Linked DNA regions of Homo sapiens: region 1 is linked to region 2. The links are chromatin loops, found by intact Hi-C in ENCODE. Cell type or tissue: HepG2. All regions are shown on one strand. Each heading gives the region's core, and the rest is flanking DNA. Links, peaks and the distances in the headings are about the cores only. Region 1 has its middle 83 kb from the start of DRD2. Region 2 holds the start of LOC124902821 (U7 small nuclear RNA).

What was found. A loop is a pair of places that touch in the nucleus more often than their neighbours do. Peaks named below come from ENCODE experiments on the same cell type or tissue, not always from the same donor. Only the 100,000 strongest peaks of a DNase experiment are listed, where the experiment ranks them.
Region 1: a loop joins it to region 2, with 12 times the contacts of the local background. A loop is called at or near these places in 2 of 110 quality-filtered maps.

The regions. Positions count from the first base shown.
Region 1 is chr11:113,551,712-113,564,132 of GRCh38, reverse strand. No RefSeq gene overlaps it. Among named protein-coding and RNA genes, the nearest start is that of DRD2, 83 kb to the right of the region's middle. RefSeq lists an enhancer at 9,917-10,418. In HepG2, for the core only: no CTCF peak of the experiment used is centred there; no DNase peak of the experiment used is centred there; H3K27me3 peaks cover 670 bases.
Region 2 is chr11:113,857,817-113,870,237 of GRCh38, reverse strand. All of the region lies in intron 1 of USP28 (ubiquitin specific peptidase 28), which reads left to right. LOC124902821 (U7 small nuclear RNA) reads left to right here and starts at 4,925; the gene lies at 4,925-4,986. It also overlaps the pseudogene RNU6-1107P. In HepG2, for the core only: no CTCF peak of the experiment used is centred there; a DNase peak (open chromatin) is centred at 7,617.

The DNA.
Region 1 (12,421 bases), core at 2,276-10,275, 310 kb after region 2:
CTCATTGTTCAGCTGGGGACACTGAGATCCTCAGTGGAGACATCAATTGTCTAAGGCTACACTAAATAAGTAGTAAAGCTGGATCCAGAATGAAGCCAGCTCTGTGAGAGTGCCCAGAGCTGGTTGTGAGGTAGTGATTAATCAGAGATGCCTTCTTCCCTCAGGCTATCATTATTATACTGTATCACTTAGGCTCAAGGTGCTGTTATTAAACAACTCAAAGTACAAACTCAATTGCTATTTACCACGTGAGGGCTGGAGAGTTCCACAGCCTAGAGAATCTCTGTAGATTCTCTATATCAGAGATTAGATTCTCTATATCAGAGATTACTAGCATTTTTTGTTTGTTTATCAGAACACTTTTTACATGAAGAATATTTTGGGTCTCTTTTTAACACAATGCAATTGTATAAAAGTATATATTAAGAAGATAGAAAATGACAGAAAGTACTCTGACTCTAGTAGCAGTACATACATTTCAAAAATAGCTTGTACATTGGCTAAAATATTTTTTCAGCACATAGGCAAGGTTTAAAGAGCCAGTGGATTTGTGGATTCTCCAATGACTCTACTGTGCCCAGGAGTCTATGGGTTAGAGTAGAGATATCTTTGCCTTGGATTCGAAAGTCTCTGGAATAGAGCCTGTTGTTGGGATTCTTCAGGAGGCTGAGACAAGTGGTAACCAGCTGTTAAAATAAAAACTTTAGACAAGATACATTTAACAGTTTATTTGAGCATTACAGGATTCGTGAGTCAGGCAGCATTCAAAACTGGATGAGGTTCAGAGAACTCTGCTCCAGCATCACGGCAGCGAGGTTTTATAAGCTGAATGCAGAAATAAAGAAATGACTTGATTGGTTATAGCAGCATTTGCCTTACCTGGGTATGGTCGAATGGGAGATCCCCTAGTTATATAACCAGTCGGTTGGTTGACCATCTGTGATTGGCTGAAGCGCAATTCAGAATTACTCAGTTATAAGGAAGGCCTCTAAGTTAAGTTTTAGTCTGCTTGTAAGAAGGTTTTGGGTACAGAAACAACCCCATGCTAATGGCTTCCTGCCTGTTTCGCTTTAACGCGGTCAAACCAGTTTTTCTTCCAGTCATTCTAAAACCAACTGTCTGTAGGGTGAGTCTTTCAGGAGATGGCAGGAGGGAGGATTTCCAAAACATCAAGTTATGTCTGAGAAGAATGTGAATCTCAGCCCCAGAGCATGAGGTTGGTGGCTAATGATAATAATAATAACAATGGTAATCTACCATTTATTAAGTAGCTACTAAGTGCAAAAGAAGAGACTCTGCAAAGGGAGATTAGATACAGAGATAATACACCTCCCTCCAACAAAACCCAGGGTCTCATGCATACCAGCCTCTTGCATTGAGTCATGTTTTAAGAAACAAATTCTAACAACCAAAAGTAATTAAGCAGAAATTTCAGTCTTTACTGCCATCTCTCAAAGAACATTAAAATGATTGAATTCAAGCCTTGCAGTAGATCTCTCAACATTGCCTTTCCTTCTTTGGTCTCCCACACTCTGCAGCCTACTTCAGAACCTCTTACTTGGCAATTACTCCACAGTGCTCCCTGGCATTTAGCTTTAGTGTTTTTGCTGCTGTTTTCTTTTCTTCCTTGCATCTCCTGTCCCTGAGATCTTTACCAGGCGGACAGACTTAAAGCCTCTGGCATCAGCTTTAGTTTCTCCTCTGTTTGCTAATTATGTGACTGTCCATACCAAAGGGCTGTCCCGGGGACTGACTCAATAGGCAAGAACCACCTGTACCAGGATGGCCAAGTAGTTAAAGGCACTGGACTTAAGAGCCAATGGACATATGTCTGTGTGGGTTTGAACCCCACTCCTGGTGGCTTCAGATTTTTCTCTTAAAATATTTTGGCCAGGTGCAGTGGCTCATGCCTGTAATCCCAGCACTTGGGGAGGCTGAGGCAGGTGGATCATCTGAGGTCAGGAGTTCGAAACCAGCCTGGACAACATGGTGAAACCCTGTCTCTACTAAAAATACAAAAATTAGCCAGGCGTAGTGGCAGGCACCTGTAATCCCAGCTACTTGGGAGGCTGAGGCAGGAGAATCACTTGAACCCAGGAGGCGGAGGTTGCAGTGAACTGAGACCGTGTCATTGCACTCTAGCCTAGCCAACAAGAGCAAAACTCCATCTCAAAAAAAAAAAAAAAAAAAAAAAAAAAGACAAGAACCTTGTCTCTCTGCCTTCTCCCTCTCTCCTGCTTCTCTCTCTCCCTTCATCCTTCCCAATTTGTACCACAAAAAGCCAGATAATGGGGCAGAGATAGAACTCCCCTGAAAGACCAGGGGTGAGGAAAAGCTGAGCAAAATTCTTCAGACAGGGTATGATGAGGGTTAGGAAAGTGGAGAAAGTTGGATGGAGGCTGGGAATGTTGACACATTTGCACATCAATAAGCCTGGTTCCATCACATACATTTTGTGATTTAATCTTCATAGTAACCCTTTGAGGCAGTGGATTTAACTTCATGTTTCAAGTGAGGAAAGGAGGTTAACTAGGTCAGTAAGAAGGTAAGATGACAAAGCAGTAAGAAGGTAAGATGACAAAGGTGCTGCATTGGCACTCAGAGAATTTCCCCACTTTCCTCCTTAAGTTTTGGCAGCATTTTGTTCCCAGGAGTCCTGTTCCAAATGATTCTGTGGCTCCGTGGTGTGGTCTTGGGTGTTTTGTGAGTATCTCTTTACCATTTCCTCAGTCCGAATCAATTTTTATTCCATGCTTTTGGTCTGCCTAGAACACTCTGGATTCAGGCTATGGCATGGTTGCTTTGGAGATAAAATCCTATTTTACTTCAGGTGTTCTGTATACATTCTGGCCACACTAGCTTATTCTTCATTTTCAAATGTAGCTTTATTGTACTGGTCCTTCTGCCTTTGAAAGTGCTTCACAGCCTTGCAAGCTACCTCCCACCCATAGCTTTGCCAGGCAGGACTGCAACTGGTAAGATTGGTCCTGCTGCTAGTTCCACACGGGAAGAATGGGAAGTGCATACCTGTTATGGGTTAAATTGTATCTCCTCAAAGTTCATATGTTGAAATCCTCAAACTGCTGACCTCAGGTGATCCGCCCACCTCGGCCTCCCAAAGTGCTGGGATTACAGGCGTAAGCCACCATGCCCGGCCCATATGTTGAAATCCTAACCCTCAGTGCCACAGAACATGACTGTATTTGGTTGGAGATGTGGTCTTTAAAGAGGTAATTAAGTTCAAATGAGGTCACTAGTGTGGGCCCTAGTCAAATATAACTGGCGTCCTTGTAAGAAGAGGAGATTAGGACACAGACACACACAGAAGTGTGACCATGGGAGGACACAATGAGAATTCAGTCATCTGCAACCCAAGGAGGAGGCCTCAGGAGAAACCAACCCTGCTGGTACTTTGACCTTGCCCTTCTAGCCTTCTGAACTGTGAGAAAATAACTCTGTTGTTTATGCCCCTCAGTCTGTGGTATTTCATTATGGCAGCCCTTGCAAACCAATACAGTACTCTTCTTTAGATTTGTCAGAAGCCCCTGTTCTAGAATCAATTCCATGGGAGTATAAAATAGCCAAGAAGAGCCCTAGGCCCTGTCTATGTGCCCCTCCAAGAGGCTGCTGAGCAGCCCACCCCAAGGCTAGGCAACTTTTTGGAGATTATTCTCCTCTAGGCTACAACAGTACATCTGAGAAAGTTCAGCTAAGAGGCAGCTGCCAAGCCTACAAAGGGTGTTTGGAAGGAGTGAGTGTAAAGAAGATCTCATAGACCAAGCAAAGTAGAGTCCACAGCCTCAGCATCCCCTGAGAGTGTGTTACAAATGCAAGATCTCAAGCCTTACCCCAGATCGACTGAATCAGAATCTTAATTTAACAAGAGCCTCAGGTGATCAGGATGCACATTAAAATTTGAGAAACACTGACTTTGATCCATGGGCCCTTGCATCTGATAATAGCTCACGTTGTAACTGACCTGTGTACCTCCTGCAAATCCTCTGCACAGCTGGAGAGTCCAACTGGGTTGCTTCAGGATGGCCCAGGCCAGGGGAGCTAAGGCAGTGGTGTTTAACCTTGGCTACACATTGAGATCACCTGGGGGACCTTAAGACCCCCCTACCCCCAGGGTGGAGGTTGCAGACAAGGCCGAGTAAATGAGAAACTCTGCAGGGTGGGGGTGGGGGAAACCTACCCATCAATGTATGTTTTAAGGCTTCTCAAATGATTTCAATTTGTGGACACATTTTAGAATGTATTAGTTATCTACTGCCTCATACAAACAGCCCCCAAATTTAGTGGCTTAAAATAATAGCTATTTATCTAGCTCATGATTCTATAGGTTAGCACTTTGGGCTGGGATCTGCTATTCGGTTCCTCTGGTTGCTGCTGAGAGAGCGGGAGAGAGGGAAAGAGAGAACAAGCGTGGACAAAAGCAGGCCTTCTTGAGATCTAGGCTCAGAACTGACACTGTGCTGCTCCCTCCATTTTCTACCAGTTACAGCAAGCTGTAAGGCCAGCCCAGAGTCAAGGGGTGCAGAGAGATTTCCGCTCTTGATGGGAATTGCTTGGGTCACATTACAAAAGACATGGGTACGGGGAGGAGTGGAGACCTGTGGCCATTTTTGCAGTCTAACACATTGGAAGGACAACAACTCCCTCCTTGACCAAACTTTAGTCAGGCTCCTCCAAGCCATCTTTTTGTCTAGGCCTCATCCTTAGCCCCCATCTTTGGCCTGTTGAGGCCAGTTATTTTATTTATTTATTTATTTTATTTTTAATTTTTTTTTATTTTCTGATATTATTGGAACTTTTTTTTTCTTTCCAGTTTTGGCAAGAATCCTGCTAAGCCAGTTTACTGAGAATCCCTGCATCCTTGTGGCCAATCAAGTTTCTCCTCCCCTCTACCCTTGATACCTGACAGAGTTTCTCTTAGTGATTTTCCATCCTCTCCCCCACCCTGCCTATTAGCTAGAAATCTTCAGCGGCCCCTATTGTATTTGGAGTTGATTCAGCCTCTCTCTCCTATTGCAATAGTCTTGACCCTTATTGTAATAGTCTTGAGTAAAGTCTTCTTTGCCATTTTAAAAGTGTCCAATACAACTTCTCTCTAACAGGACCACTGAGGTGGAGAAATGTCTTCTGCTCTCTTGTCCCCCTCAGCCTCCTCACACAGTGTCTCTGAAATGGCCTGAACTCTCTCCAGCTGTTACCAGGGCTGTGGAGGCTTAAGTGGCCTTTCTGAGGGAAACAGGCTAAGGCAGTTTGCTGAACGGTGTGTCCTAGTGATTTGTGTTTAAATCCCAGAGGTTCTATTTGTGATCTCAAACAAAGAGTGTTCTCTCTTAAGCTGAAATCTCTCATTTCATAAATGAGGGTAATAATACCTTCCTAGCAGAGTTGCAAAGCTTAAATAAAATATCTGTGAAGGCTGGGTGCAGTGGTTTATGCCTATAATCCCAGCACTTTGGGAGGTCAAGGTGGGCAGATCACGAGGTTAGGAGCTCGAGACCAGCCTGGCTAACATGGTGAAACCCCGTCTCTAATAAAAATACAAAAAATTAGCTGGGTGTGGTGGCATGTGCCTGTAGTCCCAGCTACTCAGGAGGCTGAGGCAGGAGAATCGCTTGAACCGGGAGCCAGAGGTTGCAGTGAGCTAAGATCATGCCACTGCACTCCAGCCTGGGTGACAGAGCGAGAGTCTCAAAACAAAACAAAACAAAAATAAGTATCTGTGAAAGCTTCTAGCTCACAGGTGTCCAGTCAATTTGGTTTTCCTTCTTTATAGCAAACTCTTATTAATTAGGATTAACAAGGGCAAAGGCCGGTCTGAATGAACGAAAGTCTAACTATAGAATTTCTCATCTGGCCCCAAAGTAGCTGTAATCTCTCAACCACGGGGTAACCACATTAAATGTTCTCTGCAAGAGGGAGGTCCTTAGAGGCCTACAAGAACAAATAGCATCTCAACAATTGGTGGTAAATAAAGAATGTAATTATCTGAATGTGGTTCATTCTTCCTTTGATCCTGTATGCATATTGCCTGTTACTGCTATACAAGGTAGGCTTTTAACACATGTTTAGTGAATGGGAATATTTTTGCAATCCCCTTTGCCCATGAGTAACACTAATAACCATAATAATGGCAGCTGTCATTCACTGAGAGCTTACTATATGCCAGGCTCTTTACGTATATCACCTCATTTAATGCTCAACTCAACCGCAGGATATGGGAGTTACCCATCTTTCCTAGATGAGGAAACTTGGGCTCAGAAAAGTTAAGTAACCTCCAGAAAAGTAGAATGCCAACTCAGCCATCTGTCTGACTTCCATCACCTCTCCTAGGTTGTTCTAGGGGATCTTTCATCTGGACCTCTGTCTGAACTCAAAATATGTCTAATTGAGCGCCCCCAAATGAATGGTTTCTCTATGGTCATGGCTGGAGATAGTGATAGCCAGCTTTCAGCAGCTTGTTTGTAGAAGAGATGTGTATTTTACCATAAAGGTCTTTTTCCATCAGGGGAGAATAGGTTTTTGAAAGAGTTCCTAAACCTGTCCTTTGGGGTCTTTGCGATACTGTCAAGGGACTTCTCAGGAGGCAGGGCTCGAATACCAGACACTGGACCAAGTTGAGGACTAGCTACAACAAGGACAGGGTGGAAGCAGCTTTCCATAAGACACGCCCACCAGTATGCTGTGTCAGTTTACCATTGCCGTGGCAACACCAGGGAATTACTGCCCCTTTCCATGGCAATGACCGGATGACCCAGGAGTTACTACCTTTTCTCTAGAAATTTATGCATAAACCACCCTCTAATCTACATGTCATTAAAAATGGGTATAAATATGACTGCAAAACTGCCCTGAGTTGCTACCCTCAGCACACTGCCTGTGGGGTAGCCCTGCTCTGCTGGAGCAGTCACGGGGCAGTAACACCACTGGAGCTGCAACATTGCCGCTTCAATAGAGCTGTTTTCTTTTACCCTGCCAGCGGCTTGCCCTTGAGTTCTTTCCTGGGTGAAGCCAAGAACCCTGGCGGGCCAAGCCCTACTTTGGGGCTTGCCTGTCCTGCATCAGTTGTAAGTTCCAGGATGCCTCCCATCTGCCAGCCATGGTAGCTCCTGCCTCTGTCTCAACTTCTCCTCTTGGTTCTGTGAATGCCTCTTAGCTGAGAAAGATTTCCAATAAACTGGACCTGACATTTTGAAAGTCTGAAGTTGGTAATTGGGCCTTCGTTCTGCCAGGTTCAGGCTGTGCTGAGGTCCACTTCTTAGCTTGATTCTTTCTTCCTAAACCTCAGGCTCCTCCAAGATGCCTTGGCCTGCTGATAATTTGCATCCTTAGGGTAGGAGGCCAGCAGGAACCAGAAACTGCAGAGAGGGCGGCTTCTGGGATGCTGCCTTTGAGGGGGTGGGGGCCGTAGGGGGATTCTCAAAACTGAGTTTCGTATCTGGGGTCCACTCTCCTCACCAGGGAAGGGGCACATGGATGGGCTTTGAAAGGTTCCTGAGCCTCCTGAAATTGTATGCAAAAGTTTGCCATTGAAATTTTCGGTGGAGAGGGTCTGAAATTTTCATCTGATTCTTAATAACGTTGAGAACCCTAAAGAACTCAAGAATCACTAGTTTAAAAATCAGGGATTGGAGAATTGGGAAGAGCTAGAGGCAACAGGAGTGTTAACTCTGGAGAAGAACAAGAGGATGAAATGGATCTTGAGTAACTCTGATGTTTTGTTTTGGCAGCGAGACTGTTTATGAACAATGCCAGTGTTCCCTGTACTTAATCTGCATTGTTGCACTCAACCCTCATAATAGCCCTTTGAAGGAGACATTGCATTCTCACTTTGCATATAAGGAAATGGGGTGCTTGGGGAGGTTAGACGACTCACCTAAAGTCACACAGCTAAGAATGGTGGAGTTTGGATTCAAACATGGTTTTATCTACCTTCAGAGGACAGATAAGATATGCAGCACGGGAAGCTAATTAGAAGTAGGGAGAAACTTTCTCCACACAGTTGACTATATGCTGAAATAGTAATGAAGAGATGTAAAGTTTAACTACTCCTAGAGATTTTATTTTATTATTTTATATATATTTTTTGAGACAGAGTCTCACTCTGTTGTCCAGGCTGGAGAGCAGTGGCGCTATCTTGGCTCACTGCAACTGCCACCTCTCAGGCTCAAGCGATCTTCCCACCTCACCCTCCCAAGTAGCTGGAATTATAGGCACATGCCACCATGCACAGCTAATTTTTTGTAATTTCTTAAAATAGAAATGGGATTTTGCCATGTTGACCAGGCTGCTCTTGAATGCCTGACCTCAAGTGATCCACCTGCGTTGGCCTCCCAAAGTGCTGGGATTACAGGCATGAGCCACTGCGCCCGCCTACTCCTAGAGATTTTAAGTAACTTCTTTCATTTTATAGCGCTCAAGTAGTACAATGTAGATTACTTTATTCAGGTCTTCCTAACAACCTGTCAAATGTATAAGGTAAATATTATTTCCTGCATTCTGCAGTGACACAGACTTCCCAGTATACTGCAAGGAGGAAGCAGCAGCTCCCTGCTGCCCAGCCCGAGATGCAGCTGCTGAGCTACAATTAGCTGGATGCTGGAGGCTGGACCTGAGGGCCTCTGGGAATTCCTTCTGGCTTAAGAGAGCCATCATTTAAAAACTGGTTTCAGTTGTAGGGGAGTCTCAACCATCAGTGACGTCTGTTGTTTTGAGTTTTCCTCCTAAAGTGCTTTTCTTTCTGCAAGATAAAAGAGAATTTCTTGGAAAAAAAAAAAAAAAGAAAACTTTTTTGTTAACACCCAAGTTATCATAAGGATACAGTAAAACCCAACATCAGAGAGACACAGGTGGTGGTGACTAACATGAGCCAACACAAGCCAAGAGCACCAGCACCCAGTGCACAAACCCCCATCACAGGCCCAGCAAGTTCAATGCAGCTCTGGTTTGGGAGGTTTTAGGAGCAAGCAGCTGTTTTATTTCTAACCACTGACTTATGGAAAGATTGAGTTGCAGTTTGTGTGTGTGTTGGGGGTGGGGGGTGGTGTGGGGAGGTGTAGGGGGATGGGACCAGGCCCTGGGGGAGGTGAGTAGGGTACAAAACATAAGTGAAGCAGCATCATTGTCTGGGGTAAATACCTGGGGTTCGTCATTTGGCGCCAAGAAGATTAGGGACACGGACACACATGGATGGGTTAAGGAGCAGAAAGTCTAATAGGCAGAAGAAAGGAGAGAGATGGACATCTGGGCATCTGAAAGGGAAAAACTGGCCTGAGGCATACCACAGCAGATTTTATAGGCAGGCTTGAGCAGGTGGTGTCTGATTTACATAGGGCCCACAGATTAGTTCCACAAGGTGTGACATATACATAGCACGAAGTGAAAGGCTGGTAGCCCCACCCTGATCTTATTATGCAAATGGGCTTTCCACTTGGCCAGGATCTTGCCTGCTCCTTATTGTACATGTGGCTGGCAAAGAGACAGGAAGATGGAGCCAAATTTTGATCATGCCTAGTCCCAGGTAGCCTATTTCTATTGACATAACTGCCGGCATTCACCCGTGCAAACTTCCAGCTTCCCTTTCTATGTCTGCAGCTCGATTTTACAGGCTGCTCTTTGTTAGAAAAGAAAATGATTTTGGGGCTGCTTTTCATTAAAAGGAAAACCTTAGTGAGGACTTCCTTACCCTCACTATCTGCCTAAATAATTTGTTTTTAACTCCTATATCTTAAGGCAGCACCCACTCTCAGAATTGCTCCTGTGTGGGGTCAGCCCTGAGAGTGGTGCCTCTTTATATTTTTCATCCTCTAAGCCTCACTCACCGCCAGCTGGGCCTGGGCCTGAGCAATAGGGTTGGGCCTTCTCATTAAAGACATTTAAAGTCCCTGTCTCCTAGCTCATAACAGTCAATGAACAGAATGCTTATTTAAATATTCTCTTCCCTCTAAAAGGAACAGTTGGGTTGCTGCAGGTGCATATGGAGTGAGCATATGTAGGGGTCTGTCCTTCAGCTAAACACCACTCCATGCTCTGGTGGGTGTGAACGCCCCCCAGTGGGTGGAACTGTTCCTATGATTAGTCATATTTTGTTTAATTTTTACTCCTAATGGATCACTGGTTGAAGAGAGGAAGTATAAGGAACACTCACATTGAAATTAAAAAAAGACAATGAGAATTGTTTGCCTCACAATCACCTTGAACAAATCAGCAAGCTGCATGTAGCTACTCAAAATTCTCATATAGCATATCAACGTGTCTCTAGTACTTCAAAAACCAATATTAAAACAGAAAAAGTGCATTTCATTTTGGTTTTTCATTTATTGGGAATAAATATTATGCATGAAGATTTTGTCTGCAGATGAGATGCTTGAAAGTAGCAGGCTGAAAGCTTCTCTTTTATCTCCTTTAGAAATAAAATATGAAATATTTTAAGAAAAAAGACTAGTTCATTCTTTAAAGTGCAAAATTTAATAATTTCAGTCATCTGGTCATCAGAGCAGTTTTTGATGCTGTAATATCTAGTCAAAATTTTAGTATGTGTTCCAGCCCCAAACCAAACACTTCAGACTAAGACGGTGTTTTAAATTTCTGAGGGAATTTCTGAGTCATCCTTCTGTGAAACGACTGGAATGTGCGGGTGTGAAAGAAAGAGTCTAAGCTTTGGAGCCAGAGAGAACTGACTTGGGAATCCTCCCGGACCATGCCACACCACAGGAATCCTTCCGGACCACACCAATCCTGCTGCTCTTGTAGCTTCGGTTTCCACATCTGCAAGAAACAGCCTGGGAAGCTTGAGTGCACGTGCCATGAGCTTACTAGATGTGATCTCTCCATGGATGGCAACTTTTTGTCATTTATGTTTGGGCTCCATTCTTCCTTGACAACCGATTTAATTGCTACCCCACCCCCATGCCCAAAACCGCCTCCTGCCACATTTCGTTTTCATTATAGTCATAGCACTATTGCTGCCTGATGGTATCTTATTCATTTGCTTATTTTATTTTTTTATGTTTTTTGAGACAGGGTCTTGCTCTGTCACCCAAGCTGGAGTGCAATGGCAGGATCTCAGCTCACTGCAACCTCTGCATCCCAGGCTTAAATGATCCTCTTGCTTCAGCATCCCAAGTAGCTGGGACTACAGGCACGTGCCACCATGCCAGGCTAATTTTTGTATTTTTTTGTAGAGGCAGAGTTTTGCCATGCTGCCCAGGCTGGTCTCGAACTCCTGGACTCAAGCTATCTGCCTGCTTCAGCCTTTCAAAGTGCTGGGATTATAGGCATGAGCCAATGCACCTGGCCTCTCATTCATTTATGTTTATTTATTTATTTGTTTTGTTTTACTGCCTGCTGCCCTTGCTGGAATGTGAAGTCTCAGGAATCTCACCCAGAAAACCTCTTTTTCTTTCTTTCTTTCTTTTATCATTGCCTCTCCTGTGTTTAGAATAGCCTGGATCTAATACATGCTTAATAAAGCTTTGTTGAATGAATGTTAAATGACTTTCTCTTTTCTCTCTTTCATAACTGGCTGCGACAGTCATTTCATCTGTCCATGTCTTTGTTACTTCATTTGTCACAGAAGCACATTGTTCTAGATCAGCAGTCGGCAAACTATACACAGCCCATGGGTGGAATCTGGCCCACCACCTGTTTTTGTGTATAAAGTTTTATTGAAACACAGCCATGCTCACTTGGTTACATATTGCTGCAGCTGCTTTTGCACCCCAACTGCAGGGTTGAGTAGTTGTGGAGATGATATAGCTTGAAAGCCTAAAATATCTACTACCTGCCCCTTTGCAGAAAAGTTTGCTAATTCTTGGTCTGGTTGAACTCTGAGTTGTTTATACTCCTGATACTTTTAATTGTCTCTGAAATACTCACATGAGGTTTACTGCTCTGTGTAATAACCAACAGCTAATTGATTTTCTGGAACTTCTTTGAAGTTTTGTACTAGGCCATGAATTGACTTTGTTTGGTTTTGAATTTTACACTAATGGTTCATTCATTGCTCCATTACTTTCCAGCCTTCTTCCAAAAAGGACTTAAACTCTAAATACTATAATTGCTGTCACCTTGAGATTTGCTTTAACTTTTTTTTCTGCCACCAGAAATTTCAATTCTAGGATGGAATTGCCTTAATACTGCACTTAGAGTGTTCTTGGCTTTGAAATCAATAAATGTTTCTAGCTGGTATTGCCCCAATTTCAATGTCACAAAACATCAGCTGAGAACTGGAGGTGGAGAAGGAGGGTGCAGGTTCCTTATTTCTCCGAGGAGTCTCTTCCCTTTTTAAGCTCCCTTCCCACATGGTTTCACAAAGGACTGTGTTTCAGAAGAGAGGCAGTGTGGTACGATAGAAAGAACACCGAGTTTGGCGTCAGAGAGATTTTAGTTCACAGTCTATATTTGCCAC
Region 2 (12,421 bases), core at 3,039-11,038:
ACTTTTATTATTTTATGCTTTTATGATCCCTCATTACCACTTTTTTGCTGTTACTTTTTTCTTGTTTTGTTTTTTGAGACGGAGTTTCGCTCTTGTTGCCCAGGGTGGAGTGCATTGGCACGATCTTGGCTCACTGCATCCTCCGCCTCCTGGGTTCAAGTGATTCTCCTGCCTCAGCCTCCCGAGTGGCTGGGATTACAGGCATGCACCACCATGCCCAGCTAATTTTGTATTTTTAGTAGAGACAGGGTTTCTCCATGTTTGTCAGGTTGGTCTTGAACTCCTGACCCCAGGTGATCTGCCCACCTCAGCCTCCCAAAGTGCTGGGATTACAGGCGTGAACACCTGGCTCCAAATCTACATTTCTAATCCTGAGTTGCAAATGACTTCTATACTCTGTTTCCCAGTGCTTTTTGAACAGGTCTGCTTGAATATCAACCTCCTTGGCTATAAACGTTTGCTTCATACTTATTTTCCCAGGGTTGTTATACTAGGCATGGGAATGTACACTTGTATTACTCGTGTCTGCCATATGCTATGTACCACCCTAAGCACTTTTCCATACATTTTTATTTACAAAAACCCAGCAAGGTGTGAACTATTACCCTATTACTGATGAGGAAACTGAGATGTCTTGTTTGTTTTTTGAGATAGGGTTTCACTCTGTCACCCAAGCTGGAGTGTGGTGACACCGTCAAGGCTCACTGCAGCCTTGACCACCCAGACCCAAGCAATCCTCAGACACTTGAGTAGCTGGGACCACAGGTATGCACCACCACACCTGGCTACTTTTGTTTTATTTTATTTTTTGAGACGGACCGCAGTCTGTTGCCCAGGATGGAGTACAGTGGCGTGAGATCAGCTCACTGTAACCCCCGCCTTCCGGGTTCTATTGATTCTTCTGCCTCTGCCTCCCAAGTAGCTGGGATTACAGGCACATGCCACCACGCCTAATTTTTGTATTTTTAGTAGAGACGGGGTTTCACCATGTTGGCCAGGCTGGTCTTGAACACCTGACCTCCGGTGATCCGTCTGCCTTGGCCTCCCAAAGTGCTGGGATTATAGGCGTGAGCCACCGAACCCAGCCTGTGGTTAATTTTAAAAGTTTTTTTAGCAATGGGGTCTCTCTGTGTTGCCCAGGCTGGTCTCAAACTTATGAACCAAGTCATCCTGCCTCAGCCTCCAAAAGTGCTGGGATTACAGGCATGAGCCACCGTGCCTGACCTCAGATGTTAGTATGCCTTATAAGGGCCTCATATGAGATTTATTTTATTTATTCCTTTTCTTTCTTTTGTCTTTTTTTTTTTTTTTTGAGACATGGTCTTACTCTGTCACCTAGGCTGGAGTAGTGCAGTGGCTCTATCATGGCTCACTGCAGCCTCAACCTCCTGGGCCCAAGCAATTCTCCTACCTCAGCCTACAGAGTAGCTGGAACTACAGACATGTGCCACCATGCCTAGCTAATATTTTTAGTTTTTGTAGAGATGGGGGGTCTCTTTATGTTGCCCAGGCTGGTTTTGAACTCCCGCGCTCCAGTGATCCTCCCGCCTGAGCCTCCCAAAGTTTTGGGATTACAGGCGTGAACCATGGTACCTATCTCTTTTTTTCTTTATTCGTATGAGATTTTAAACTGAAGTCTGTTTGCTTCTATCTTACAGATGAGAAATGCAGCTTATGACCATGATTGAATTATAAGTAGCAGAGCTGTGACTTCAAGCCATTCTGACTTGAAGCATAACATTTCTCCGACTTTAGTACAAGCCTTTCTAAAACCAAAGTTTCTGACTTACCACTTGACTATGTAGCACTTTAATAATTTTAATAACTTTTCATTGAACCCTCATAGGCACTCTATGAAATAAAATTTAGTATGAGCAGGAAGTAGAATTTGCAAAGTGACACAGCAAGTAAGTGATAAAACCAAAACTATAACACAGGATATCAGTATTTTTACTGTAAACTCTAGAGGAGTTTAGTTGAACAGGCAAGTCCCAGTATTTTTCATTTCTATTGCATTTCTTCATTTTGCTAACAATTTATTTGCAGTACTTCCTTTGATAGTCATACAGGGCTGTCAAAGCTTTTGGTGTACTTCATTTTCCATTCTGGAAACTGATGCTGAGGAAGATTGAGATTTGCCAGGAGGCTGATGTGTGCTGGAGTCTGGGCTGCATGGCACTATTTCCAGCGTCTAGGCTTTCTACGTAAAACAGGGGTCAAAATATCAGACACACAAAACCAAACTAAAGATCTGCCTCAGTAAGTACCAGCTGCATGCTACATGATGGCTGGTAGGCACTTTAACCCTAAGAAGATTTTCTAAACAACATTTTCTTTTTCAATCTTCTTGCCCAAGTTAGTACTTTCTTGTGTCCCCTCCCTCCCTCCCTTCCTCCCTTTCTTCCTCCCTCCCTTCCTCCCTCCCTCCCTCCCCCCTTCCTTCTTTCCTTTTGTGTGGGGATGTGTATACAGGTTTCCTTATTCATTTGTTTTTTCATAGAGTTGGGGTCTAGCTATGTTGCTCAGGCTGGAGTGCAGTGGCTATTCACAGGCATGATCGTGGTGTACTACTGTTTGAAAATCCTGGGCACAAGTGATCATTCTGCCTCAGCCTGCTGCAGAGCTGGAACTACAGGTGTGTGCCACTGCACCCAGGTGATTTTTTTTTTTTCAATTGAGGCAAAATTTATATAACATAAAATTATTTTAAAGTGGGGCTGGGTGAGGTGGCTCACTGAGGTCAGGAATTCAAGACCAGCCTGGCCAACATGGTGAAGCCCCGTCTCTACTAAAAAATATAAAAATTAGCCAGATGTGGTGGTGAGCACCTGTAATTCCAGCTACTTGGGAGGCTGAGGCAGGAGAATCACTTGAACCCGGGAGGCAGCGGTTGCAGTGAGCGGAGATCATGCCACTGCACTCTAGCCTGAGTGACAAGAGTAAAACTCTGTCTCCAAAAAAAAAAAGTTCAAGTGTACAAGTTCAGTGACATTTAATATATTCACAATATTGTGCAATCACCAATTCCGTCTAGTTCTAAAACATTTTCATTACCCTGAAAGAAAACTTTGTAACCATTAAGCAGTCACTCCCTATTCCCCCATGCCCTCCACCCCTGGCAATACCAATCTACTTTCTGTCTCTAGATTTACGTATTAGAGAGATTTCATGTAAATGGATCATGCAATATGTGACCTATTATGTGTGGCATCTGTCGTTTATTGTAATGTTTTTGAGATTTGTTCAAGTTGTAGCATGTATGAGTTTTTCATTTTAATCACTGAGTAATATTCCACTGTATGTATAGATATGTTTTGCCTGTCCATTCTTCCATTGACGGACATTTGAGTTATTTACACCTTTTGGTTATTATGAATAGTTCTGTTATGAATTTTCATATACTTGTATTTGAGTACCTGTTTTCCCTTCTTTTGGGTATATACCTAGAAGGAATTGTTGACTCATATGGTAATTCTATGTTTAACTTCTTGAGGAACTGCCAGACTGTTTTCCAAGGTTGCTGGGGAAGTTTTATATTCCCACCAGCAATACACAAGGGTTCTAGTTTTTCTCTTTTCTCATCAAACACTTGTTATTTTTTGTTTTTGTTAGATAACAGTCATCCTAATGGGTGTGAAGTGGCATCTCATCATGATTTTGATTTGGCCATGTTAATGTTATGGCTAATGTTAAGTGTCTTCATAAACTTATTGACTATTTATATATCTTCTTTGGAGAAATATCTTTTTAAGTTCTTTGTCCATTTTTGAATTGGGTTGTCTCGTTTTTTGGTTGTTGACTTAAAGGGAGTTCAAAGAGAGTTTTTTATATCATCCAGATGCTAGACTCTTACCAGATAAATGATTTAAAAGTATTTTCTCCCATTGTCTTTTCACTTTCTTGATAATTTGTACACTGTGTATTTCTTTTTTCTTTTTTTTTCCCCAAGACAGAGTCTGGCTCTGTCACCTAGGCTGGAGTGCAGTGGTCTGATCTCGGCTCACTGCAACCTCTGCCTCCTGGGTTCAAGTGATTCTCTTGCTTCAGCCTCCCAGGAAGCTGGGATTACAGGCGCGTGCCAACACACCTGGCTAATATTTGTATTTTTAGTGGAGATGGTTTCACCATGTTGGCCAGGCTGGTCTTGAACTCCTGACCTTAGGTGATCCACATTGGCCTCCCGGAGTGCTCGGATTACAGGCATGAGCCACCGTGCCCGGCCAGCACTGTATATTTCTTGTTGGATTTCTTGATGTATGTGTTTATTTCTTGAATTTGTATACCGGTTGTCTTTTCACTTTCTTGATAATGCCCTTTGATGCAGAAAAGTACATCAGCCCACTTCAGTGTCCCAAGTAGCTGGGACTACAGGTACACACCACCATGCCTGGCTCAAAAGTGTTATTATTTTTTTCTTTTGTTGCTTGTGCTTTTGGTGTCATAGCTGAGAATCCATTGACAAATCCAAGGTCATGAAGACTTATCTCTGTGTTCTAAGAATTTTATAGTTTTAGTTATTTATTTAGGTTGTTGATCCATTTTGAGGAATTTTTGTGTATTGTGTGAGGTAGGGGTCCAGTGTGATTCTTCTGCTGTGGATATCCAGTTGTACCAATACCATTTGTTGAAGACATGATTTTTCCCCCATCAAATGGTGTTGGCACTCTGGTTGAAAATCAGTTGACCACAGATACGAGTTTATTTCTGGATTCTCAGTTCTATTCTGTTGGTCTATATATCTGTCCTTATGCCAGTACTACACTGTTATGATAACCGTAGCTTTGGATTAATACTAAGTTTTGATATAAGAAGTGTGAGTCCTCCAACTTTGTTCTTCTTTTCAATGTTGTTTTAGTTCTTCCAGGTCCTTTGAAATTCTGTGTGAATTTGAGGATCAGCTTTTCTGTTTCTGCAAGAAAGGCCAAAGCATTGCAGCTCTTTTAGAATTTGTCTAGCAGGTTTTCTGGTTTTCACTAGAGTTCCCCGCAACCCCCAGCCACACGCACACACAAAGGACCATTGGAATTTTGATAGGGATTACATTGAACTTTTGAATTGCTTTGAGTAGTATTGCCACCTTCACAGTATTAAGTCTTCGTGGCCAGACGCAGTGCCTCACGCCTGTAATCACTTTGGGAAGAGGCCGAGACGGGGGGGATTGCTTGACCTCAGGAGTTCAAGACCAGCCTGGGCAACGTGGTGAAACCTCACCTTTACCGAAAATATGAAAAATCTTAGTTGGGCTTGATGGCACACATCTGTGTTCCCACCTACTTGGGAGGCTGAGGAGGGAGGATCGCTTGAGCTTACAGGGTGGAGGTTGAGGTGTACTCTAGCCTGGGTGACAGAGACAGACCCCATCTCCAAAAAACAATACTGTCTTCATGATGGTTAAGTTAATGTGTCAGTTGACTGGGCCATGAGGTATGTATGCAGACATTTGGTCAAACATTATTCTAGGTGTGTCTGTGAGCGTGATTCTGGATAAGATTAACATTGAATCAGTAGACTGTGTAGAGCAGTTTGAACTCCCTAATGTGGGTAGTGGGCCTCATTCAATCAAGACCTGAATAGAACAAAAATGCTGAGTAAGAGGAAACTTTGCTTGCCTGACTACTTGAGCTGGGACATTGATTTTCCTTGGTCCTGGCACTGGAACTTAGACAACCATCAGCTCTTTTGGTTCACAGGACTTCAGACTCAGACTGGAACTTACACACTCAACTTTCCTGGTTCTTGGGTCTCATACTTACACTAACACTACACCGCTGGTCTCCTGGTTCTCCAGCTTGCTAACTGCAGATCTTGAGACTTCTCAGTCTCCGCAGTCATGTGAGCCAATTCCTTATAATAAATTTCACCTCTTATATTTATCTCCTTTTGCTTCTGTTTCTCTGGGGAACTCTGACTAGTACAGTTTTCCAGTTCATGAACCTGGATGTTTTTCAATTTATTTAGGTCTTTAACTTCTTTCATCAGTTTTTTTACCTTTTTTTTGAGACAGAGTCTCACTCTGTTGCCCAGGCTGGAGTGCAGTGGTGAGATCTTGGCTCACTGCAGCCTCCACCTCTGGAGTTCAAGGGATTCTCCCGCCTCAGCCTCCCGAGTAGCTGGGACTACAGGCACATGCCACCATGCCTGGCTAATTTTTTGTATTTTTAGTAGAGATGGGGGTTTCACCATGTTGGCCAGGCTGGTCTCAAACTCCTGACCTCAGGTGATCCATCCGCCTCAGCTTCCCAAAGTGCTGGGATTACAGGCGTGAGCCACCGTGACCAGCAATTTTTTTTTTCGAGACGGAGTCTCGCTGTGTCGCCCAGGCTGGAGTGCAGTGGCGCGATCTCGGCTCACTGCAAGCTCCGCCTCCCGGGTTCATGCCATTCTCCTGCCTCAGCCTCCCGAGTAGCTGGGACTACAGGCGCCGGCCACCATGCCCGGCTAATTTTTTGTATTTTTAGTAGAGACAGGGTTTCACCGTGTTAGTCAGGATGGTCTCGATCTCCTGACCTTGTGATCCGGCCGCCTCAGCCTCCCAAAGTGCTGGGATTACAGGCGTGAGCCACCGCGCCCGGCCTAATTTTTTTTTTTTTTTTTGAGACAGGGTCTCACTCTGTTGCCAGGCTGGAGCGCAGTGGCACAATGTTGGCTCACTGCAACCTCCATCTTCTGGGCTCAAGCAATCCTCCCACTTCAGCCTTCTGAGAAGCTGGGACTACAGGCACGCGCCACCACACCCGACTAATTTTTGTGTTTTCTGTAGAGATGTGTTTTGCCACGTTGCTCAGGCTGGTCTCGAACACTTCAGCTCAAGCAATCTGCCCGCCTCAGCCTCCCAAAGTGCTGGGATTACAGGTGTGAGCCATCGCACCCAGCCTCAGCAGTGACCCACTGCGCCCGGCCCAGGTTTTTTACCTCTTTGGTCAAATTTATTCCTAAGTATTTTATTCTTTAGGATGCTATTGTAAATGTAATTTTTTTTTAATTTCCTTTTTGATTTCTTATTGCTGTTTTATAAAAACACAACTGAATTTTGCCTGTTTACCTTGAAGCTGCTGAATTTGTTTACCAGCTCTGGTAACTTTTTTGCAGAATCTTTGGGATTTTGTATATATAGGATCATGTCATTTTGTGAATACTGTTTTACTTTTTTATACTTTATAATTTAGGTGCCATTTATTTTTTATTCTTGCCTGGTTGCTCTGGCTTAAACTTCCAGTACAGTGTTGAATAGCAGTGGTGAAAGTGGGCATCTTTGTCTTGTTCCTGATTTTAGGGGTAAAGCTTTCAGCCTTTCACCATTGAATATGATCTTAACTCTTGGTTTTTTTATAAAGGCCCTGTATCATGTTGAGGGAATTACCTTTTATTCCTAGTTTTCTGATTGTTTTTATTATGAATGTGTGTTGGATTTTGTCAGATGTTTTTCTGTATCAATCAAGGTGACCATTGTTTTTTTTCTCCTTCATTCTGTTGGTGTGGTATATCACATTGTTTGGTTTCCTTTTATGTTATTGGCAATGGCATTCTCTTAGGCATCCATTGCAAATGTATGACTAAGCTTTCTCTCTTCATTCTTTGAGATGTTCAGAGTATGTCCTACTTTGATGTTTTGCCTACCAGCATCCTGCCTCTCTCGTCACAGTTCGTTTACTCAGTAGCCCTGTAACTCAAGCTTTCTTTTCCTAGTGTCATCCCACGTTGAACCAGTTGTTCACGTGGGCTAGATTAATCCACTTAAATGCCTTTTCTTCCTTCGTATATCTTCCCTGCTGAGGAGCCTGCAGTGATTATCCATTGTTCATCAGATCAAACCTAAACTCTTCCTGACATTTAGAACCCTTTGTAATCCAATCCCACATCACCTCTCTGATCTCTGTTATTTATTTATTTGAGACAGAGTCTTGCTCTTGTCGCCCAGGCTGGAGTACAGTGGCGCAGTCTCAGCTCACTGCAACCTCCGCCTCCTGGGTTCAAGCCATTCTCCTGCCTTAGCCTCCCAAGTAGCTGGGATTACAGGCACCTGTCACCACACCCAGCTAATTTTTGTATTTTTAGTAGAGATGGGGTTTCACCGTGTTGGCCAGGCTGGTCTTGAACTCCTGACCTCAGGTGATCCGCCCGCCTCAGCCCCGTAAAGTGCTGGGATTACAGGCGTGAGCCACCACACCCAGCAATCTCTGTTATTTATTAAAAATAGAAACTACACACGAAGACCCAGCTAGTAATAACTTAAAATTTTACCATTGCTATATTTCTAAAACTGTAAGCATGTAAATTTGATTTCTCATATCTTTCCCTGATATTTTCCCAGTTTTTCAATTAGCCCTACCAATATGTTGTTAAAAATTGTATTTTCCTTCATTTTTGGAGATGTGTTCGATATGTTTGTCAGCCTCATTTCTCATATTTAGTTGGAACATGTATTCAAAGAAATGAAAAATATTGTCTTAATGTATTCTAAAATAAGGAAAAAGCAAGGTATAGGACATTATGTATCATATGAAAAAATATATTCATGTGCATAGACAATTTCGGGAAAGATAACAGAAACTGTTAATGGTAGTAGCCCCTGGGAAATAGAACTAGGTCGGGAAGAAGGTGATTTCCTTTTCATTTTATACCCTTTTGTACTATTGGAATCTCTTAGTACATGTGAAGAAAGAGATGGAAAAAATTTAAAAAGTAAATAATGATTAATTCCTTTTTTTTCTTGTTTTTAAGTCCCAGTTTTAACCCCTCTACATGATATAATAGTGGCTAAATTTTAAACACTTTTAATGGTTTTTAAAAACTTTAAGCCAGTTAATAAACTCAAACAGGCATTTTCATCATGTACTGACATTTGCATCATTCACAAAAATTATCAAGTAGTCTATTTCAGGGAATTTAGCTGTGTCCACAGAAAGCTGCTGTTTATCTTTTTTAGACAGCCATATTCTTATGGCTACTTTAGGTTTCTATTCCATGAATAAATTGGATCAGCAGGGCATTGTTGCTGGAAGAAAAACTGAAAAAATACCAAGGCTTTTGAGGGCCATTCCTTGTTTTATGGAGGTTGGAAAGGTTAGCAACCATCTCTGTTGTCCAGACAGAGGTGGTTTTTTTTTTTTTTTTGAGGTGTAGTCTCGCTTTGTCGCCCAGGCTGGAGTGGAATGCAGTGGTGCGATCTTGGCTCACTGCAACCTCCACCTCCAGGTTCACGCCAGGTTCTCCTGCCTCAGCCTCCCGAGTAGCTGGGACTACCGGTGCCTGCCACCTCGCCCATCTAATTTTTTGTGTTTTTAGTAGAGACGGAGTTTCACTGTGTTAGCCAGGATGGCCTCGGGCTCCTGACCTCGTGATCTGCCTGCCTCGGCCTCCCAAAGTGCTGGGATTACAGGCATGAGCCACCAAGCCCGGCCCTTATTTTTTTTTTTTTCGAGACACAGTCTTGCTCTGTTGTGCAGGCTGGAGTGCAGCGGTGCAATCTTGGCTCACTTCAAGCTCCGCCTCCCAGGTTCAAGCAATTCCTCTGCCTCAGCCTCCCGAGTAGCTGGGACTACAGGTGCCCGCCACCATGCCTGGCAAATTTTTGTATTTTTTTTTTCTTTAGTAGAGATGGGGTTTCACCATATTGGCCAGGCTGGTCTTGAACTCCTGACCTTGTGATCCGCCTGCCTTCACCTTCCAAAGTGCTGGGATCACAGACATGAGCCACTGCACCTGGCCAGAGTTTTTGGCATTGATACTATATGTTTTCTTTGACTCTTCAGTTGGTTTTGTTTTTGTTTTTTGTTTTTTCTTTTTTTTTTTTTTGCTTCCCTTGGGTACTTAAGTTTTATTTTATAATTGCGAACCAGATCTTTAGCTTTGGAAGGAATTTTATTAGGCACACCTTGGTAGTTCTTTGGAGTAAGGGAACATTTATTAATTATTTACTTAGTTGTAAATTTAGAAATGTCTTTGTAAGACTAGACAATTGATATCAGGAAATATGTGCATCAGAATGATGAAAATAGCATCACTGTTTGAAGGAATGGAATAACCTATAAAGCTTCTCATCACAATGCTAAATTAGGAGTTTTAACGATTAGTAATGAAATATTTTGCATTATTTCATCAGAGAGTTTTAACCTAGTTACTGTGGGATCAGGCCAGGTATTGATTGTTACAGAAACTTGATAGCTTAAGGTTTTTAGTGTCTGAATAATCTTGTTAATTGCTGATTGTGGGTGAGTTGTTTTTGCTCTAAGAAAATCTCCTTCCTGAGAAGTGGGCTAGATTGCACCAAAACCACTGAGTAGCAGTGAGGTCAAAAAGCTTGAGTTCCTTCCTGGTAAAGGTTTGTGTTTGCCTGTCTTTCTTTACTGCCTCTGGGCAAGAAAAGGGAGTACTTTTTGTTTTGTGAAAACAATGTGAATTTAGCTCAGGAAATGCAAACCTGTTGGCTCTTGCAAGTTATTTGACTTCATTGTGAGAGGAGTACAGGCTTTGTCTTGTCTCCTTGTTGGGTGTGTACTTTACATATAGCAAGGTAGAGTGAAGTTAATATTTAAATCCTCTTTCTGTGAAGTTCAGGTGAAGTGAGTTAGTAATATGGTAGGATCCTGATGGGTTTAGTGTTACTGTAAAATTAATATTTATATAAATATATATATATAGTACGAGGATTTGGAGTGCGGGTTCTGTTAAGAACTTTAGCTAAATCTTTACAAGACTGGGTCATGTCATAGCATTTGTATATGTATATAAATAATGCATGTGAAATTTGTTATTCATACCATACTCTTTACATTTTATTTTTATTTTTAAATTATGGAACACTTCATGAATTTGCATGTTATTCTTGCACAGGGTCCATGCTAATCTCTGTATTGTTCCAATTTTAGTTAATGTACTGCTCAAGCAAGCACTTAGACCCTTAATAGCTATGTGTTTTATAGCTATCTTTGATTTAGCTTTTAATTCAAGTCATTTGATGATAAATAGATTTTGTAAACCTTAATTTCCTAACGTGTGCAATGCCTGCCTTTGTTATTAGGATTACATGCATGTAAGGTGCCTGTTTCCTGTCATATGTTAAGCCAGGTATGGTGATGTGTGCCTGTAGTCCCAACAACCTGGAAGGCTGTGGTGGGAGGATCCTTTGAGTCCAGCAGTTAGGCCAGCCTGGTCAACATAGCGAGACCCCCATTTCCAAAAAGAAAAAAAAATTAAAGTAGTTGTTCAATAAATGTTAGTTCTCATTATTATCAGCACTGTCCTATGGATGATTCAAATTAGGCAGTGTACTGCATGATTCTTCCTTTAAAGAAGGCAAGAATTTCATATTTAAAACAATTAGAGAACAGGCCTGGCCCGGTGGCTCATGCCTGTAATCCCAACACTTTGGGAGGCCGAGGTGGGTGGATCACTTGAGGTAAGAGTTTGGGACCAGCCTGGCCAACATGATGAATCCTCATCTCTACTAAAAATACAAAAATTAGCTAGGCGTGGTGGTGGGTGCCTATAATCCCAGCTGCTCAGGTGGCTGAGGCAGGAGAATCGCTTGAACCCAAGAGGTGGAGTTTGCAGTGAGCTGAGATTGCGCCGCTGCGCTCCAGCCTGGGTGACAGCAAGACTCCGTCTCAAAAAAAATTAAAATAAAATAAAACAATTAGAGAACCACATGATGAGGAATATCAAGTGAAGACAGGGAGCCACATTCAGTCACAGGCGTATTCATTTCCTTAACATGGGAGATGAGAAAGGGGAGAGAACAGTATGGGCCAGAGTTCTTAGAAGGACTTCATATGGAGGAGGTAAGACAAATATAACCCCTGAATGTAGTTGGCATACCATAGTTTAATAATGTAGGTGGTATTACTAGTGATTTTAGGAGCAACAGTCTATGCATGAGAGAATGAGTTTGCAGTAAGGAACTGAGAGGAGAAAAGGTGGAACAGGCTAAGGGGGGATCAGGTAATGGTCTTTGAATGACAAGATGAGGAATTTGGATTTGAATTTCCATGTAGAACATTGTTGTTGGAGCTATACAAAATTATTTTACATAGTTGTCATCTCTACCCAGTAGCCTTTAAAAAAAGGTCACTAGGCCAGGTGCAGTGGCTCACGCCTGTAACCCCAGTACTTTGGGAGGCTGAGACAGGTGGATCACTTGAGGCCAGAAGTTTGAGACCAGCCTGGCCAACATGGAGAAACCCCATGTCTACTAAAAATAGGAAAACTAGCTGGGCGTGGTGGTGGGCACCCGTAGTCCCAACTACTCGGGAAGCTGAGGTGGGAGAGTCACCTGAGCCTGGGATGCCGAGGCTGCAGTGAGCTAAGATTGTACCATGCTATTGCACTCCAGTCTGGGCCACAGAGCGAGACCCTGTCTCAAAAAAAAAAGGAAACGAAAGAGTTTATTTTCCTTTCCTGATTGTGTTATCCCAGATATATT